2 separate regions of the Homo sapiens genome follow, and region 2 is linked to region 1. The links are chromatin loops, found by intact Hi-C in ENCODE. Cell type or tissue: CD14-positive monocyte. All regions are shown on one strand.

The links. A loop is a pair of places that touch in the nucleus more often than their neighbours do. Peaks named below come from ENCODE experiments on the same cell type or tissue, not always from the same donor. Only the 100,000 strongest peaks of a DNase experiment are listed, where the experiment ranks them.
Region 2: it touches region 1 in a loop (2.6-fold over the local background); 10 of 110 quality-filtered maps call a loop at or near these places.

What each region holds. Positions count from the first base shown.
Region 1 is chr10:72,383,182-72,387,181 of GRCh38, forward strand. All of the region lies in intron 10 of MICU1 (mitochondrial calcium uptake 1), which reads right to left. Among named protein-coding and RNA genes, the nearest start is that of DNAJB12, 30 kb to the left of the region's middle. In CD14-positive monocyte, no CTCF peak of the experiment used is centred here; no DNase peak of the experiment used is centred here; H3K27ac peaks cover 2,477 bases.
Region 2 is chr10:72,551,331-72,555,330 of GRCh38, forward strand. MICU1 (mitochondrial calcium uptake 1) reads right to left here. Exons shown (of 12, transcript NM_001195518.2): 4 at 1-11. Among named protein-coding and RNA genes, the nearest start is that of MICU1, 73 kb to the right of the region's middle. In CD14-positive monocyte, no CTCF peak of the experiment used is centred here; a DNase peak (open chromatin) is centred at 1,811; H3K27ac peaks cover 2,079 bases.

The sequences.
Region 1 (4,000 bases):
TCTGCAGTGAGCTATGACTGCACAACTGTACTCCAACCTAGGCAACAGAGCAAGACCCTGTCTCAAAAAAAAAAAAAAAAAGATGTTTTTGATTCGCTAATATAGTCATCTGCTTCAAAATTTGAATGGTACAAAAGGGGTGAAGTCTCTCTCCCAACCTTATACCCCAGTCACCCAGTCATTCAGAGACAATCAATGTCACTAGTTTCCCCAGAAATATTTTGTAGATATAAAATCAAATATGTACTCTTCGCTTCTTCCCTTTTCCCACAAAATGGTGGTGTACTAAATATTGTTTTGCTTTACTCACTTAACAACATATCTTAGAAATAATTCCAGATGGACATGAGCAGCTTCCTTCAATAGCTGCATAGTATTCCACTGACAGGATGGATCATAATTTCCTTGTTTATTTAACCAGTTCCTTATTTATTCTTATCTCAATCTTGAGAAGAAGGTACCTTTTCCCCTTCTCTTTAAAAAATTATTTCCTTTGTGGTCTGTGGGGGTCAGCTATAACAGAGTCTGAATCTCTGATGGCTAAACTGAGAGTAACTGATATATTTAAATTCAGTTTGTTGAAATTAAAGACTAAATAGTCACCTTTACAAGTGTCTTTTTTGTTTGTTTTTTTGAGACAGGGTCTTGGTTCTGTTGCTCAGGCTAGAGTGCTGTGGCAAGATCATGGCTCACTGCAACCTCTGCCTCCTGGGCTCCTGATTCTCCCGCCTCAGCCTCCCTAGTAACTGGGACTACAGGTGTGGATTACCACACCTGGCTAGGTTTTGCATTTTTAAACAATTTTATTAAAAAAAAATTTTTTTTTAATTGAGACAGGGTCTTGCTCTGTTGCTCAGGCTGGAGTGCAGTAGTGAGGGCACAGCTCACCACAGCCTCAACATCCTGGGCTCAAATGATCCTCCCGCCTCAGCCTCGGAAGTAGCTAGGACTACAGGCTCGCGCCACCATGCCTGGCTAATTTTTGTATTTTTTTGTAGAGATGGGGTTTCACCATGTTGCCCAGGCTGGTCTTGAACTCCTGGGCTCAAGCGAACCACCCACCTTGGCCTCCCAAAGTGCTGGGATTATAGGCTATGAGCCACTGGGCCCAGCCACAGTGTCTTATTAAACCTTCCGAGGCTTCTCAAGGTAGTAAACCTTGAAACCCCCAAAGAAGCAATGCTTATAATAAATACTCCCTCTACACTTTCCCGATATTGATGTAATTCTAGTAATCATTCTTTTTCTGATCTTTTTCTCAGTGGGATGTAATGTTGGCTGATTTTGTCTTTCCTTATCTATTTATGTGGATGCTTTAACAGTTTATCCTACCCCCATCTCTTCTCTTTGTGATGTAATTCATGATGGTAATCATGAATCCCTAAAGCAGCTCTCCTCCTCCTTAGGGCACTTACCTAATTTTACTAAATCATAATATATTCAAAGTGATCATAAGCCAGAATCAATCTTTAGAATTGCTAAGTGACTTTAAATTTGGGAAAATAAACCAGGCCTCTGCAGAGAAAATGCCTCATAAAGCAAACATTTATTTCAGAATTTGAGCTTCCTTGCCTACATCATGAATAATTTTACTTTAAAAATTGATGACTCTGTCTTAAATGAATGGAATCCTGGCCAACACTCCTCTTCACATATAAATGTTTTTACCAAATGTAATGATGAACTGAAGTGCAAGAGCTTGCCTCCCACAAACTTTAAAAGAATTTATAAAATAGGAGCTTTTTTCCTGTTGTAATCTCTTCCTTACATGTCTTTGTGACACTCCTGCCTTCCTGCCATGTCTTGGCTGTCTGGGGGATGCTCTCCCTACATTCTTGCTGTGAATTTGCCCCACTTTCCGGCATCACATAAAAGCATTGAGTCCTCGATGTAATTCTCTAGGTCCTTCTAGCAGCAGTAGGTGCCAGGGTACTAATGAGAACCCTGGTGTGGAAGTCGCTGAACCTGAACTTCTGGTCTGTGATTTCAGCAAGTCATTTCCCTTTATGAATGTTAAAAACAAGCAGGCCGGGCACAGTGGCTCACGTCTATAAATCCAACACTTTGGGAGGCCGAGCTGGGCAGATCACCTGAGGTCAGGAGTTCAAGACCAGCCTGGCCAACATGGTAAAACCCTGTCTCTACTAAAAATATATAAATTAGCTGGGCGTGGTGGTGTGTGCCTGTAATCCCAGCTAACTGGGAGGCTGAGACAGGAGAATCACTAGAACCCAGGAGGCGGAGGTTGTAGTGAGCTGAGATCATGCCACTGCACTCTAGCCTAGGTGACAGAGCAAGACTGTCTCAAAAAAAACCAACCAAACAAACAAAAAACCAAAAAACAAAGTAAGGGTTTAAACAAAATGATTTTTAAGTTATCTTCCAGCCCTAAAATTTAAATCAGTTTAAATGTCCCTATCTTCAGAATAATAAAACCAAAGGTGTAGGTTTCTAAAATGATGGCTGGTGTGCTGAGCAGAATTCTGACGTGCCCCCCGCCCAGTATTTCCACCCTCTGGTCCACATATCCTGTGTAATCCCCTCTCCTCAGGTGGGCAGAACCTGTGACTACGATAATCCTGTGATGAGGTTACTGTATATGAGAAAGGTGATGGGCTAGTCAGTCCCATAACTATGTTATGTAAGAATCCATCTTAGCAGACTGAGGCGAGAGATTCTGTTGCTGGCTCTGAAGAAGTGAGTTGCCATGCTGTGAGGGGCCTGGTGGCAAGGAGCTGTAGTCACCTGCTGAGAGCAATGACTGGCCAACAGCCAGCAAGGAAAAGGAATCCTTGGTCCTACAACTGAAAGGACCTGAATTCTGCCAACAGCAGGAAAGAACTTTGAAGAGGACCCTGAACTCCGGATGAAAATGAAGGCCCCCCAACAACACTGCGATTTCATCCTTGTTAAGATCCTAAGCAGAGAACCCAGCTATGCTGTGCCAACACTCTGAATCACAGAAACTGGCCAGTGGGGAAGGCATTTATGATTGGGAATGTCTTTTTTTTTTGGAGGGGGACGGAGTCTCGCTCTGTCGCCCAGGCTGGAGTACAGTGGCGTGATCTTGGCTCACTACAACCTCTGCCTCCCGGGTTCAAACAATTATCCCACCTTAGCCTTCTGAGTAGCTGGGATTACAGGTGCCCACCACCACACCAGGCTAATTTTTGTATTTTTAGTAGAGACGGGGTTTCCCCATGTTGGCCAGGCTCGTCTTGAACTCCTGACCTCAGGTGATCTGCCTGCTTTAGCCTCCTAAAGTGCTGGGATTACAGGCGTGAGCCACTGTGCCCGGACAAGGGACTATCTTTTTGAAGTTCCTCAACTTCTACGTTATATAGAGCCGCACTCATCCCTCATCCCCCGCCACCTATTTTTTTTTTTTTTTTTTTTGATACAGTGTCTCATTCTGTCACCCCGGCTGGAGTGCAGTAGCATGATCATAGCTCACTGTACCCTCAACCTCCTGGGCTCAAGAGATCCTCCTGCCTCCGCCTCCTAAGTAGTTGGGACTAGAGGTGTGTGCCACCATGCCTGGCTAATTTTAAAGTATTTTTTGTAGAGACAGAGTCCCACTGTGTTGCCTAGGTTGGTCTGGAACTCCTCAGCCTCCCAAAGTGCTGGGATTACAAGGTTGTGCCACTGTCCCTGGCCTGCACTCATTTTTTGACAGAGTGCACTTTACAGAACCATCATTCTGTTTTACCTACTATACCAAACTCCATAAATTAGATCTTACAGGGAAACTAGCCAAGGTCTAATTAAGTTTTACATTTCCTAACAAGGAAATAAATTAAAACTGCCACACTTCTTTTGGGAATTCAAGTCTTGCTCTTACTTCAAATGTACCTGACAATTATAAGTCAGTTCACTTTCATAAAGATTTCACATAAACAAGTTGGGCTAACAGTCCCTGTGAGGCAATAGATTTGGAAATAATTTTAGGCTATGACATGTCACTTAAAACATTACTTCATTCAGTAAAAAGCGGATTTAG
Region 2 (4,000 bases), 170 kb after region 1:
TATTCCATCACCTAAAGTTAGAAATTTAGAAAGTGTTACTATATTAAGCAATGCTCATATGCTCATATATTCTTATCATCACTGCTCATCAATTCTCATATATTTTCCATCCTATTTTGGGAAGAAATTCTATCATTTTTTTCTATACTTAGTTTTTTAATATTACAAATGAATACCAAAAATTGTTAATATTCTTGGAATTTTTTATTTCTTGCAATATACCATTCATATTCCAGTTGAGGCAATGCTCATGTAACTTTTGTTTAAAACTTTTTTTGAAGAATTTTCTAATGTTTTAAATCACTGAAGGCTAGCAAAATTTTTAAATGTCATAAGAAATTTCAGAAGATTTCAGTAATAGGGTACAATGCCATATATATGCCAACCTATAGCTTCTTAAATACCAAGTCTTTTTTTCTATTTTTTACAATCCTTCCCAGAAGAATTTTTTTAACATTCTCTTTTTTAAAAATTATCTTTATTTTTGTAGTGAGAGGGTCTCACCACATTGTCCAGGCTGGCCTCAAACTCCTGGGCTCAAATGATCCTTCCGCCATGGCCTCCAAAAGTGCTGGGATTACAGGAAGTAGCCATTGCACCTGGCCTAAATACCAAGTTTTTATAAAGGGATTGATTTTACAGTTTCTACTTCTATGTAATTTCCTAATTCCTAAAACAAAACAGACTTTAGATTTCATAGGTTTCAAAAGCTAGTAGGTCTTCAAAGTCAAAGTACATTCAATGATGGCATAGAAAAATAAAATTACGTATCATGGAAACTCAATTATTAACAGGTCTGAAGCAACAGATTTTTGATTATAAAATTAAACAAACTGCTAGAGATCCTTTACGTATGGCATATTTAGAAAGCAAAGTTGGGAATCACACAAGCAAATGTTGGAATAGCAACAAAATCAAGTATGGCATATATTTAACTAAAAGGCTGTCTAGTTAATATGAAAGTTCATTCCCTTATCTGGTATACAAGCCCCCATTCTGCACATGGAACATACAAAATACTACACCAGCCACATAATATTTTAGTGAAAAAAATTTATCTCATACCTGAATTTTACAGTTGAAATAGTCAACAATAAATATCTTATAAATAACTGGCTAGAAAATGTGTCAAGGCAATAAAACCTATAATCTCATCAGTTCCATGTCCATAAAGCAATTTACCAATGTTAAGAAAAACTTTATTGATGTTTTATTTTATTTTATTTATTTATTTATTTTTTTGAGATGGAGTTTTGTTCTTGTTGCCCAGGCTGGAGTGCAATGCTGTGATCTCGGCTCACTGCAACCTTCGCCTCCGGGTTCAATCAATTCTCCTGCCTCAGCCTCCCAAGTAGCTTGGATTACAGGTGCCGGCCATCACGCCCGGCTAATGTTTTGTATTTTTACTAGAGATGGTTTCACCATGTTAGCCAGGCTGGTCTCGAACGCCTGACCTCAAGTGATCCACCTGCCTGGGCCTCCCAAAGTGCTGGGATTACAGGCGTGAGCCACCACGCCCAGCCTTTATTGATATTTTAAATTTGCCACATTAACATAGAAATTACTATAACTGTCAGTCCTGGCTAGATGTCACTTTGAAGTCACTGGCAGCAGCTGTTTAACAAGGCTCTTAATTCCACTACCACATGTGCTTTTAGCAACTGAGAAAAGACTGCAAATTTGTGACCACATATGACAGGAATTTTTTCAATGCTAACTTGTAATACAATCTGAATAGATTTCACAGGAGACTTTATCAAAAGATTGAGCATGTGGCAAACACAGTAAAGAGTTTTGCAACCTCTCAGCAGCCTTGAGACATAGCTACAAGTTTTGAAGGCATTTTATATTACACAACAACTGTCTGCTGGGAAATAATGGCTACAGAAGAAATACCTTTCTTCTTTTTTTTTTTTTTTTTGAGACAGAGTCTCGCTCTGTTGCCCAGGCTGGAGTGCACTGGCACAATCTTGGCTCACTGCAAGCTCTACCTCCCGGGTTCACGCCATTCTCCTGCCTCAGCCTCCCTAGTAGCTGGGACTACAGGTGCCCGCCACCACGCCCGGCTAATTTTTTGTATTTTTAGTAGAGGTGGGGTTTCACCGTGTTAGCCAGGATGGTCTTGATCTCCAGACCTCATGATCCGCCTGCCTTGGCCTCCCAAAGTGCTGGGATTACAGGCGTGAGCCACTGCGCCCAGCCAGAAATACCTTTCTTTAGGCCATCTGTATTTTTATTCTTCCTCTGAACAACAACAACAAAAAAGAAACCATTCGGAATGTTTGGGGTATATGAGCAGCAGTTACTAGCAATGAGGACTTTGTGACTTTGTGAATAAAAAAGTTAAGTCAATCATATACATAAAGGTAAAAAAATAAGAACTTAAAAATCAAGAATTTAAGACAAAATCAGATTCGTTTTTGAAATAATAGGTCAAAGAAAGTAACAGACTTAGTATACTCCCACATTGGTAGAATTTAGTATAGACCTATTATATGGTATATATTTTGCTTTTTTTCCACTTAGCATTGTACCTTAGCCTGGTTAAAAGGAACAACAAACTATCATGTAAAGAGTTCAGAATATAGCATCCAAGATAACAAAGGCTTGGAAGCAGAGATAAATAGAAATCTGTTGAAGGATTTTGGGATGTTTAGCCTGAGAAAAGATATACTAAGATAATTACGATGGTTCATTCAGTCATATACCTTATAAGACTTTCTTGAGCATTATTGAGACATCTGTCTTCAATAACACTGCTAGACTTAATTGGATCAAAATTTGGGCATTATTTTTCCTATATGAACTGCATCAAGGAGTAGCCAAAGAGAATTTATAACCAAATAGCAGATGAGGGACAGTGTCTGTTTATAAAATATTCCAATTAATAAATGAAAAAGATTTGATAAAATTAGAATATCATTTTGCAACTTCAATGAATTAACAGATATAGGCAATGAACATCAATAGCTGTTAATACTGCAAAAGAAAAGCAACTAGACATTAGGTGTCTTATGATAAAATAACATAATACCACCACTAATCTTGCTGCAGGGATCAAACCTGAGTCTGATCGAGCCTCAGAATCCAGATGCCAATATTTAGGTAATATAGAGAAAAGAGAAACACGCTGAATTGCACTGAGAATAAGCATCAGTAAAACCTAGGCTCTAGGAAACTTTATGGGCTAAATGGCCTGCATTCTGTCACTTGTAGATTAAGAGGCTTTAAAGATATATCACCAAACAAAATAAGCAAAATTAAACTATATGTCTAGGAATAAACATTGGAGTAAAAAACTATGAAGAACAAAAAGAAATGGTTACTACAAAAATCATTTTAGGTTTCCTATATCTGTATAAAACAACAGTAAAACAATTATTTTTTTCAAATACAGACATTGGCCAGGCGCCGTGGCTCATGCCTGTAATCCCAGCACTTTGGGAAGCCAAGGCGGGTGGATCACTTGAGGTCAGGAGTTCGAGACCAGCCTGGCCAACATGGTGAAACCCCATCTCTACTAAAAATACAAAAATTAGGTAGTTGTGGTGGTACACACCTGTAGTCCCAGCTACTGGGGAGGCTGAGGCAGGAGAATCTCTTGAGCCTGGGAGGCAGAGGTTGCAGTGAGCCAAGATCGTGCCACTGCACTCCAGCCTGGGTGATAGAGAGAGACTCTATCTCAAAACAAAACAAAACATACAAAAAAACCCAAAACAAACAAACAAAAAACAGACATTCTATGTGACGTTGAACAATAAAACTAGACTCGTGAGGAAGAACTCTGAATAGTAAGAGTATTTCAAAATGAAGCAAAAAATTCCCCAGCAAGGGGAAGATGAAGAAGAACATGAAGATCATTATCATAATTATTTCCCCTAAGAAAGAGGGGCTATGAGGATCATTTTAAAATCTTGTGTTTACAAAATGCTATCATCTTTTAGTTTACTGTTACTTAACTTCACCAAACAAAACAAAAAAGCAGACCAACCAATAAAAA